Linked DNA regions of Homo sapiens: region 2 is linked to region 1. Evidence: read pairs that join two places in POLR2A ChIA-PET (ENCODE). Cell type or tissue: endothelial cell of umbilical vein. All regions are shown on one strand. Each heading gives the region's core, and the rest is flanking DNA. Links, peaks and the distances in the headings are about the cores only.

What was found. ChIA-PET counts read pairs that join two places held together with the same protein. Peaks named below come from ENCODE experiments on the same cell type or tissue, not always from the same donor. Only the 100,000 strongest peaks of a DNase experiment are listed, where the experiment ranks them.
Region 2: POLR2A ChIA-PET joins it to region 1 with 8 read pairs; 13 of 35 experiments call an interaction of 5 or more read pairs at or near these places.

Annotation. Positions count from the first base shown.
Region 1 is chr10:14,812,786-14,818,167 of GRCh38, forward strand. No RefSeq gene overlaps it. Among named protein-coding and RNA genes, the nearest start is that of CDNF, 23 kb to the right of the region's middle. In endothelial cell of umbilical vein, for the core only: no CTCF peak of the experiment used is centred there; no DNase peak of the experiment used is centred there.
Region 2 is chr10:14,614,771-14,620,152 of GRCh38, forward strand. The region is part of intron 2 of FAM107B (family with sequence similarity 107 member B); the gene reads right to left. Among named protein-coding and RNA genes, the nearest start is that of FAM107B, 160 kb to the right of the region's middle. In endothelial cell of umbilical vein, for the core only: a CTCF peak has its summit at 3,307; a DNase peak (open chromatin) is centred at 2,591; H3K27ac peaks cover 1,042 bases.

The sequences.
Region 1 (5,382 bases), core at 92-5,091:
AAAAGACCCTCCACCAGTAACACTGTTTAGATGAAAGGTTTCTGTTCTTTGGTTTGGTTTTGTCTGAAATAGAGTCTCGCTCTGTCGCCTAGGCTGGAGTGCAGTGGCGTGATCACAACTCACTGCAGTTTTGATTTCCTGGGCTCAAGTGATCCTCCTGCTTCAGCCTCCCTAGTAGCTAGGACCACAGGTGTGCACCACAACTCACTCCCAGGTAATTTTTTATTTTTTGTAGAGATGGGGTCTCACTCTGTCACCCAGGCTGATCTTAAACTCCTGGGCTCAAGCAATCCTCCCACCTCAGCCTCCCAAAGTGCTGGGATTATAGGCGTGAGCCACCATGCCTGGGCTGGATGAAAGTATTTTAGCCTAGAGTTTTGACACTTTTGTCAGAATGTCCGACTCCTAAATCTTGTATGCTTATGGATTTGGGGGGGAAATACAGATAAAAAATGCATATACGCACAAACACATGCACAGTGAGAGGAGTAGTGATTAAAAATTAAAAAGGAAAAATAGTAGCTACTTCTCATCAAATCAAAAAAGAAGGAAATGCGTAACTGCCTACATCTATGGAAGATGCAAATAGCAAGGAGGAACAAGACTTATTGAGGGTATCATAACCAGGAATCATCACTAAGATGCAGAGTTAGGAAAAATTTATGCTGTGTGGCAAAGATGGTTTGTGGCCACAGACTATTTCCTCCTTCTTCCTCAGTAACCAAAAAAAAAAAAAAAAAAAAAAAAAAATATATATATATATATATATATATATACACACACACACACACATATATATTCATACATATTCATATATATATTCATCATATATATATGATTTTATTTGGGTAACAATGAACCCAACCAAAAGATATTATTTCCTGAACTCCTTTGCAGCCAAGTTGGACATGTGATTAAGTCCTGGTCAGTGATTTAACCTAGCAAACCCATCGCTGGGTAGATACCCAAGGGAATATAAATCATTCTATTATAAAGACACATTCGGCCAGGCACAGTGGTTCACGCCTATAATCCTAGCTCTTTGGGAGGCTGAGGCAGGTGAATCACTTGAGGTCAGGAGTTCAAGACCCAGTCTGGCCGACATGGTGAAACCCCATCTCTACTAAAAATACAAAAGTTAGCCAGGCTCGGTGGTGTGTGCCTGTAATCCCAGCTACTCGGGAGGCTAAGGCACAAGAATCACTTGAACCCGGGAGGCAGAGACTGCAGTGAGCTGAGAGCATGCCACTTCACTCCAGCCTGGGCAACAGAGTGAGACTGTCTCAAAAAAAAAAAAAGTACATGCATGTATATGTTCATTATGGCACTTTTCACAATAGCAAAGACATGGAATCAAGCTAAATGCCCAGCAACGGTAGACTGGATAAAGAAAATATGGTACATATACATCATGGAATACTACACAGCCATAAAAAGAACAAGATCATGTCTTTTGCAGGAACATGAATGGAGCTAGCTGGAGGCCATTATCCTTAGCAAACTAATACAAGAACAGAAAACCAAATACTGCATGTTCTTACTGAGAAGTGAGAGCTAAATAATGAGAACACATGGACACAAAGAAGGGAACAACAAACACGGGGGCCTGTTGGAGGATGGAGGCTGGGAGGAGGGAGAGGATCAGGAAAAAATAACTAGGTACTAGGCTTAATACCTGAGTGACAACAAACCCTTATGGCACAAGTTTACCTATATAATAAACCTGCACATGTACTCCCAAACCTAAAAGTTAAAAATAAATTTTTTTTTAAAAAAACCTTTTTAATAAAAAAGCTCTGGTCAATGGTGTATAAGCAGAGTGTTAAGTGAGATATGAGGGTGGGAGTGGAGGTAGGTAGAGGGAGGGAGGCTCCCTTAAAGAAAGGCTCAGGGCCGGGTGCGGTGGCTCATGCCTGTAATCCTAGCACTTTGGGAGGCCAAGGTAGGTGGATCAACTGAGGTCAGGAGTTCAAGATCAGCCTGGCCAACATGGTGAAGCCCCATCTCTACTAAAAATAAAAAAAATTAGCCCTGCATGGTGGCAGATACCTGTAATCCCAGCTACTTGGGAGGCTGAGGCACAAGAACCGCTTGAACCGGGAAGGCAGAGGTTGTAGTGAGCCAAGATCACGCCACTGCACTCCAGCCTGGGCAACAGAGCGAGACTCTGTCTCAAAAAAAAAAAAAAAAAGAACAAGAACAAGAACAAGTAGTAGCCGGGCACAGTGGCTCCTGCCTGTAATCCCAGCACTTTGGGAGGCCAAGGCGGGCAGATCACAAGGTGAGGGGATTGAGACCATCCTGGCCAACATGGTGAAACCCCGTCTCTACTAAAAATACAAAAATTAACCGGGTGTGGTGACGCGCGCTTCTAATCCCAGCTACTCAGGAGGCTGAGGCAGGAGGATCGCTTGAACCTGGGAGGTGGAGGTTGCAGTGAGCCGAGATCGTGCCATTGCACTCCAGCCTGAGCCACAGAGCCAGACTCCATCTCGAACAAAAAAAAAAAAAAAAGAAGTGGGCTCGGGTTAGAGGCAAGTTCTTTCATGCCTTCTCCCTTCTGAAATAGTAAATTGCAGCATCCAACTAGGCCAACGGGCTAGAAGTGAAACCCACCACTAGGATGGGAAGCAAAAAGTTCAAGCTGAGTCCCTAATAACTGTGGAGCTGCCATATTTACCCTGGACTGGCTACTTCTGGACTTCTTTTACATGGGAGAATAAATTCTTGTACTTTTCTGTTTCATTTTGTTGTTGCTGTTGTTATTGTTACATTCAACTCTATCAAAAACATAACTGATCAAGACTGGTGTGAAAGTCATGAGAATCAGAATGGGGTCACAAATGGTAAGAAAACCCTGAAAACAGAGCTGGGGGAGGCCATGAAAAGAGGGTTCTCAGGCTTGTATGCCTGATAACATAAACAATCACAAAAGACTGCAAAAATCATAATCCTCCACAAAAGCCATCACAACTTCACACAAGAAAATTCTTCTGCAAGGGCATTGACCCGGAGACTATCTGTCCAAACTCAGACTAGCATCACTCTTGTGATTGATCTTTGTGGTCAAGGATAATTATTTCAAAACAATTATGCAATCCTCCTCTTTTTTTTTTTGTCTGAGACAGAGTCTTGCTCCGTCACACAGGCTGGAGTGGAGTAGAGTGGCATGATCTCAGCTCACTGCAACCGCCATCTCACGGGTTCAAGCGATTCTCCTGCCTCAGTCTCCCCCAATAGCTGAGATTACAGGCACGCACCACCATGCCCAGCTAATTTTTTTGTATTTTTAGTAGAGACGGGGTTTCACCATGGTAGCCAGGCTGGTCTGGAACCCCCTGACCTCAGGTGATCCACCTGCCTTGGCCTCCCAAAGTGCTGGGATTACAGGTGTGAACCACCACACCCAGCCCCTCATTTTTATCTTTAAAAACCTTTGTCTTCCTTTACCTCCCTTGAATACGCATAGTTTACTAAGGCTTGTGTATTCCCATTGCAATGCTCTATTCCCAAAACAAACATCTTTTTTTAGAGAGCCTTTCTCTGTTTACTATTTAGGTTGATACTGGCAAAGGGAAAAAAGTATGTATCAGTTGCAGGATCCTTGACCTAGGCCTTTGCTACTCAAAGCGTGGTCCTGGAAGGGTAGTGTGGACATCACCTGGCAGCTCATTAGCAATGCAGAATCTCAGGCCCCACCCCAGACCCACTGAATCAGAACCCCTACTTTAACAAGACTGCCTCTACGCCCAGTTTTTGTTTTTACTTTTCAGCTATTTATTTTTTATTTCAATAACTTTTGGAGTACAAGTGGTTTTTGGTTACACGGATGAATTGTACAGTGGTGAAGTTTGAGATTTTGGCTCACCTGTCACCAGGTAGCATACATTGTACCCAATATGTAGTTTTTTATCCCTTACCTTCCTCCCACTCTCCCTGCTTCTGAATCGCCAATGGCCATTATACCTCTCTTTATGTCTCTGCTTACCCTATAGCTTAGCTCCCACTTATAAGTGAGAACATAGAGGTTTGTACATACAGATTTAGTCTTCCATTCCTGAGTTACTTCACTTAGAATAATAGCCTCCACTTCCATCCAAGTTGCTGCAAAAGAATGATTTTGTTCTTTTTGATGGCTAAGTAGTATTCCATGCTGTATTATGTTTGTTATGCCTGATAACATAAACACATTTTCTTTTTTTTTTTTTTTTTTTGAGACAGAGTCTTGCGCTGTTGCCCAGGCTGAGGTGCAGTGGCGCAATCTCAGCTCACTGCAAGCTCCGCCTCCCGGGTTAACGCCATTCTCTTGCCTCAGCCTCCCGAGTAGCTGGGACTACAGGCGCCCACCACCACGCCCAGCTAATTTTTTGTATCTTTAGTAGAGACAGGGTTTCACCATATTAGCCAGGATGGTCTCGATCTCCTGACCTCGTGATCCGCCCGCCTCGGCCTCCCAAAGTGCTGGGATTACAGGCGTGAGCCACTGCGCCCGGCCAAACACATTTTCTTTATCCACTTACCAGTTGATGGGCACTTAGGTTGGTTCCATATCTTTGCAATTGTGAATTGTGCTGTGATAAACACCATATGTGCAGTTTGAGAAGCACTGATGTAAATTCTCTTTAAAACAAACAAACAAACAAAAAAACAGACTAGATCGGACACAGTGGCTCATGCCTGTAATCCCAGCACTTTGGGAGGATGAGGCAGGTGGATCGCTTGAGGTCAGGAGTTTGAGACCACCCTGGCCAACATAGTGAAACCCGATCTCTACTAAAAATACAAAAATTAGCCAGGTGTGGTGGTGCACGCCTGTAATCCCAGCTACTGGGGAGGCTAAGGCAGGAGAGTCAGTTGTACCTGGGAGTCAAAGGTTGCAGTGAACTGAGATAGCGCCATTGCATACCAGCCTGGGTGACAGAGTGAGACTCTGTCCAAAAAGAAAGAAAAAAAAAAAAAACAGACTAAACACCATGGATACAAATGACTGGCTGAGCACTGTTTCTATTACCTCAATTTGTATCCTGAAGAAAAGACATAGAAATGCGACCCGATTTTGAGGTCAGACACCAAACATAATATTTTCAAACAACACATTTCTTGATAGGTTCAAAATGCAAAAATAAAAACAGATATAAAGGTTATAAGAAGTTTAGAAAAGAAAACTCTGGAGAGGCCGGGCATCGTGGCTCACACCTGTAATCCCAGCACTTTGGGAGGCTGAGGTGGGTGGATCGCTTGAGGCCAGGAGTTCAAGACCAGCCTGGCCAACATGGCAAAACCCCGTCTCTACTAAAAATACAAAAAAATTAGCTGGGCATAGTGGTGGGCGCCTGTAATCCCAGCTACTCGGAAGGGTGAGGCAGAAGAATCACTTGAACA
Region 2 (5,382 bases), core at 198-5,197, 200 kb before region 1:
GAGACCAGGGTTTCAAGCAGGAGAGGATGTGATGGGCACCTTTGTGAAACGCTGCTACCAGGTTACACGAGACAGGGACTGTTTACCAACCCAAGAATCACTCGGGGAGCAGCAGGGGTGAAGACCTGGCTGGAGTGGCTTCAAGACATAATGGGAAAAGAGGAATTGGAGGCAGCTAGTATAGGCAGCTTTGTCAAGGGTAGTAGACGGAGGGGAATCCAGGGCCAAGAAAGGTTTTGTTTCACTGTTTTGCTTGTTTTTAAAAATGGCAGAAACTGCTGGGTGTGGTGGTTCACATCTGTAATCCTAGCACTTTGGGAGGCCGAGGTGGGTGGATCACTTGAGGTCAGGAGTTCGAGACCAGCCTGTCCAATATAGTGAAAACTCATCTCTACTAAAAATACAAAAATTAGCTGGGCATGGTGGCATGTGCCTGTAGTCCCAGCTACTTGGGAGGCTGAGGCAGGAGGACCACTTGAACCTGGGAGGTGAAGGTTGCAGTGAGCTGAGATCATGCCACTGCACTCCAGCCTGGGTGACAAAGTGAGACACCATCTCAAAAAAACAAAAAAAAAGGCAGAAACAAATAATTTTCTATAAGCTGATAGGAACGATCTTGTAGGGAGAGAATTAATGGATATCTTTTGGTCTTCTGGACATTAAGCCTAGGCCTTGCTGAAGTGAACTCTACTCTAGCCAAGTTTCCTGTGAGGCATAAATACACCCACTTCCACCTCCCAATCTTCATTCATGATGTTCCCTCTGGCAGAAATGCTCTTCCTCCCCTCTGTTAGCAGATCCAAGTTTTGCCCATGCATTAAGTTTCTGTTCAAATCTTAGGTCTGCCACAAGGCCTTCCTTAACTTTTATAACCTAGACCAAGTGCTTATTTAATTTTTTAATAGCACTGAGCATTTATAAATTACTTATTAAGTATCTCTGTGTGGAAAGGAGTGAGCTAGATTTGGGAACAGAGTAAGTTAAATAAAAAGCACCATTCCATACTCGAGAAGCTAACAAACTTCTTATTTGTCCTAAGCAATAATTTTTTGTATGTGTTCCCTAATTACCTTGTCAACTTTGAAGGCAGGCAGGAATCAATGTTTTAATCTTTTTTAGTGCCTAGCACAATAAGTACTTCATAATCAGAGCTAGATAGATATTTATCAAATTAAATTAAAAATAAATATGACGGAATTACTTAGGCATACTTCCCAATTGTATAAAAGAATCACAAAAACTTCCCTTAATAGTTTATTCCTTCAAACATTTTGTAACAATTATTTTAAAACTTTCTAAAAGAGGTTGGATATGTCCCTGCTATGTTAAATAAAGAGCCTTAAGGACAGTGGCTTTTTAAAAAAATAATAATAATATTGACCTGCTTGTGGATGACTGAACTGAGTATCTTTATTGAAAATTTTGATAAAGCTGAACTAAGGGCATGTTGCATGTTTGTTGGAATGACTCTTCTTAAGACTCAGTTTTATATACAGGAAAAAATCTGATTAGCAGTTCTATGGAGCTACTGGAAACTCGAGCTTCAAAAACACCACAGAAATGAAAAGACAAGGGGCATTGTTTTTACTGAGATTTCCATAATTCTCACTCCTCTTCTGATGACATAAAGTAAGCCCAGGGGACTATTAATGAGGTTGAAAATGAATATGCCTGAGCTGTAATCACACCAAGAAATGGATAAAAGGTATTGTTCCATTGCCTAGGTCAGCCTGGTATAAAAAAATGGAAAGACCCAGTGGGTATATTATTGGCAATTTTGTGGCAGACTTTCTTCTAGGCATATTGGAGAACACAAAACTTTACAGAGTAAGAACAGCAATAATGAAAGGCACACTCGAGAGAGTAAGGAGGCTGGACTCAGTGGCTTATGCCTGTAATCCCAGCCCTGTGGGAGGCCAAGGCAAGCAGATCGCTTGAGCCCAGGAGTTGGAGACCAGCCTGGGCAACATGGGGAAACCCTGCCTCTGCACAAAAAATACAAAAATTAGCTGGGTGTGATGGCACATATCTGTGGACCCAGCTACTTCAGAGGCTGAGGTGGGAGGATGCCCTGGGAGGTCAAGGCTGCAGTGAGCCATGATTGTGCCGCTGTACTCCAGCCTGGGTGACACAGGGAGACCCTGTCTCAAAAAGATAAAAATAAAATAAAAGAGAGAGAGAGAGAGTAAGGAAAGTAAAAATAAAAATAAGGCAGGCAGGTGGGTGAATAAGAGAAGGATAAGGAAGAGAAGAAAAAGGAGAGGAGCAATAGGAGAAAAGAGAGAAGAAAGAGAACCGAGAGGAAGAGCTAATTACAGACAAGAATGCAGCAGGAGTGAAGAAAAGGAAATAAAGAGGCTGGAAAGGAAAAGGAAATTAACTGACTCGGGATATTTTCAGTTTTTTTTGAAGATCATGCCCCGGTTTTCACTGTGAATGAAAGACTCAGGAAACAAGCCTTTCCTGTTGAGACCTGTGTGTAATTCCTGCTCTGCACCTTGCTAGCAATTGTTGCATATCAAGATAAAAGCATCTGCAAAGAGAAGGGGCTTGCACTTGAAGGTGGAGCAGGGGGGCCTTACTGGTTTTAATCCCTGGAGAGGATACATGTCTCTCAAACTTGCAACAGGAAGTGAGGGAGAGCCTGGGTCTTGCTCACAAGGAGTCAAGCCACTCAGGAGACACTGTCTTTTCAAAAATGGTCTAAACTGAATATGATTTAACATAAAATTGTACATTCTGGCATCTGAAGCTTAAGATATCCTAATTTCACAATTGATGGCTGCTTAGAAGTGATGAAACACGTAAGTGGCTATCTGTGTTTGAGCAGAGACAAAAGTAAAACTGTGTGCTCAGAGCTTCAACACATGTAAAGCAAGAGCAAGCTGTCCTGGTAGGGAAGAAAGGACACTGCTGCATCTAGGAAGGTGCTGTCCGGTCAGGAGTAAAGAATAAACAACTAGAGACAGTTTCAGGTAGACGCCAAAAAAAAAAAAAAAAAAAGGCCTGAGACAGGCCCATGACCCAGAGTTTGGTGCCTAATTACCATGGTGGCGCATGCCTGTTTTCCCAGCTACTTGGGAGGCTGAGACAGGCGAATTGCTTGAAGCTGGGAGGTGGGGTTTACAGGCGTGAAGCACCAAACCCAGCTTCTTGAAGTGAAATTTATATACAGTAAGATTTACTCTTTTTAGTCTACAGATCTATTAATTTTGACTCATGTAATACAGTTGTGTAACCACCTCCACAATTATCATAGGGAATATTTCACCACCTAAAAAAGTTGACTCATGTCCCCTTGTGGTGAGTTCCCTCCTCCCCACCCACAGTCTCTGCAATTTTTGCTCCATAGTTCTCCCTTTTCCAGAATGCAACATGAAGGGTATTATACAGTTCAGTCTCCTTCAGGGCTGCTTTCACTTCACAAGACGCTTTTGAGATTTCTCTATGTTCTTGGGTGTATCAGTAATTCGTTCTTTTTATTTCCAAGTGGTATTCCATTGTATTGTTTATCTCAGTTTATCCATTTACAGTTGATGAACTTGGCTTGTTTGCAGTTTGGGGTGACTATGAATAAAGCCGTTATAAACATCTCACACAGGTCTGTGTGAGAACATATGTCATATGTTTTCATTTCTCTTGGGTAAAAACCTAGGAGTGGGACTGTCGGGTTGTATGGTATTATGGGTTGGATTCTGTCCCTTGCCCCCACGCCCCCCAAAAAGATGTTGAGGCCTAATCTCCAGTCTTCGAATGTGACCTTATTTGGAAATAAGTCATTACGGGCCGGGCTTGGTGGCTCATGCCTGTAATCCCAGCACTTTGGGAGGCCAAGGCAGGTGGATCACTTGAGGTCAGCAGTTCAAGACCAGCCTGGCCAACATAGCGAAATCCCGTGTCTACTAAAAATACAAACATTAGCCAGGCATGGTGGTGTGAACCTGTTATCCCAGCTACACAGGAAGTTGAGGCAGGAGAGTCGCTTGAACCCGGGAGACAGAGGTTGCAGTGAGCCGAGATGATGCCATTGGGTACCAGCCTGGGCGACAGAGTGAGACTGCTTAAAAAAAAAATAGTCACTGCAGATGATGTAATTAAGATGAGGTCATATTGGAGTACGGTGGCCCTTAATCTGACTGGTAAGTATCCTCATAAGAGGAGACGAGACACAGAAACAGACACGCAGGAAGAAGATGGTCTTGTGACAACAGGGGCAGAGATTGGAGTGATGTATCAATAAGCTAAAGGGTGCCAAGGATTGCCAGCAAGTACCAGAGGTTAGAAGACATGAGGAAGGAAACTCTCCTATAACCTTCAGAGGGAGCTTCAGAGGGATTTAGAGGGAGCACCGCCTGTAGATCCCTTCATCCAACACTTGTAGCCACCAGAAGTGCGAGAAATAAATTGCTGTTGTTTTAAGCCACTCACTTTGCGATACTTTGTTACAGCAACCCTAGGAAAATAAGGCAGTACGGTCAGTCGGTGTACATTTCACTTAATGGGCACTTTTTCCCAAAGTGCCCATATTGACGTTCCCACCAGCAATGCATGAGAGTCCTGGTTGTTCTATGATCCATCAGCAGTCGACACTAGCAGTGTTTTTCATTTTAGCCATTCTAATAGGTGAAGAGTGGTTTTAATTTTTATTTTTCTAATGGCTTATTATGTTGAGCACCTTTTCATGTGCTATTTGTCATCCATATATCTTCCTTAGCGAAGCTTCTGTTCCAGTCTTTTATCCAGTTTTTATTGGTTGTGTGTATTTTCTTAATAAGTTGTAAGAGTTCTTTTACAGGCATGTGTTTTCTAAATATTTCCTCCCCATCTATGACTTCTCTTTTTATTTCCTTAACAATGTATTTTGAAGAAGAAAAAACTTTAAATTTGAAGGCTTATTTATCCATGCCTTCTTTTACGATTTGTGTTTGTGTCCTAGCTAAAAAAAAAAAAAAAAAAAAAAACCTTTGCCCAAGCTAAGCACACAATTACATTCTCTTATGTTTTCTTTTAGAAGTTTTATAGTTTTTGCTCTTACATTTAGGTCTATGACGTATTTCAAATTAATATTTTCATATGGTGCTAGGCAATGGTGTAAAGGTTGAATTTCTTTTTTTTTCATTAGTATACAGATGTTCCATTGTTTGCTTTTTGAAAGGACTATGTCTTATACATTGATGAACTTGGTAGCTTTGTTGCAAATCAGTTGACCGTGTAAGTGTCTATCTACGTCTGGACTTTCTTTCTTTCTTTTTTTTTTTTTTTTTTTTTGAGATGGAGTCTCGCTCTGTCGCCAGGCTGGAGTGCAGTGGCACAATCTCGGCTCACTGAAACCTCCGCTCCCAGGTTCAAGCCATTCTCCTGCCTCAGCCTCCTGGGTAGCTG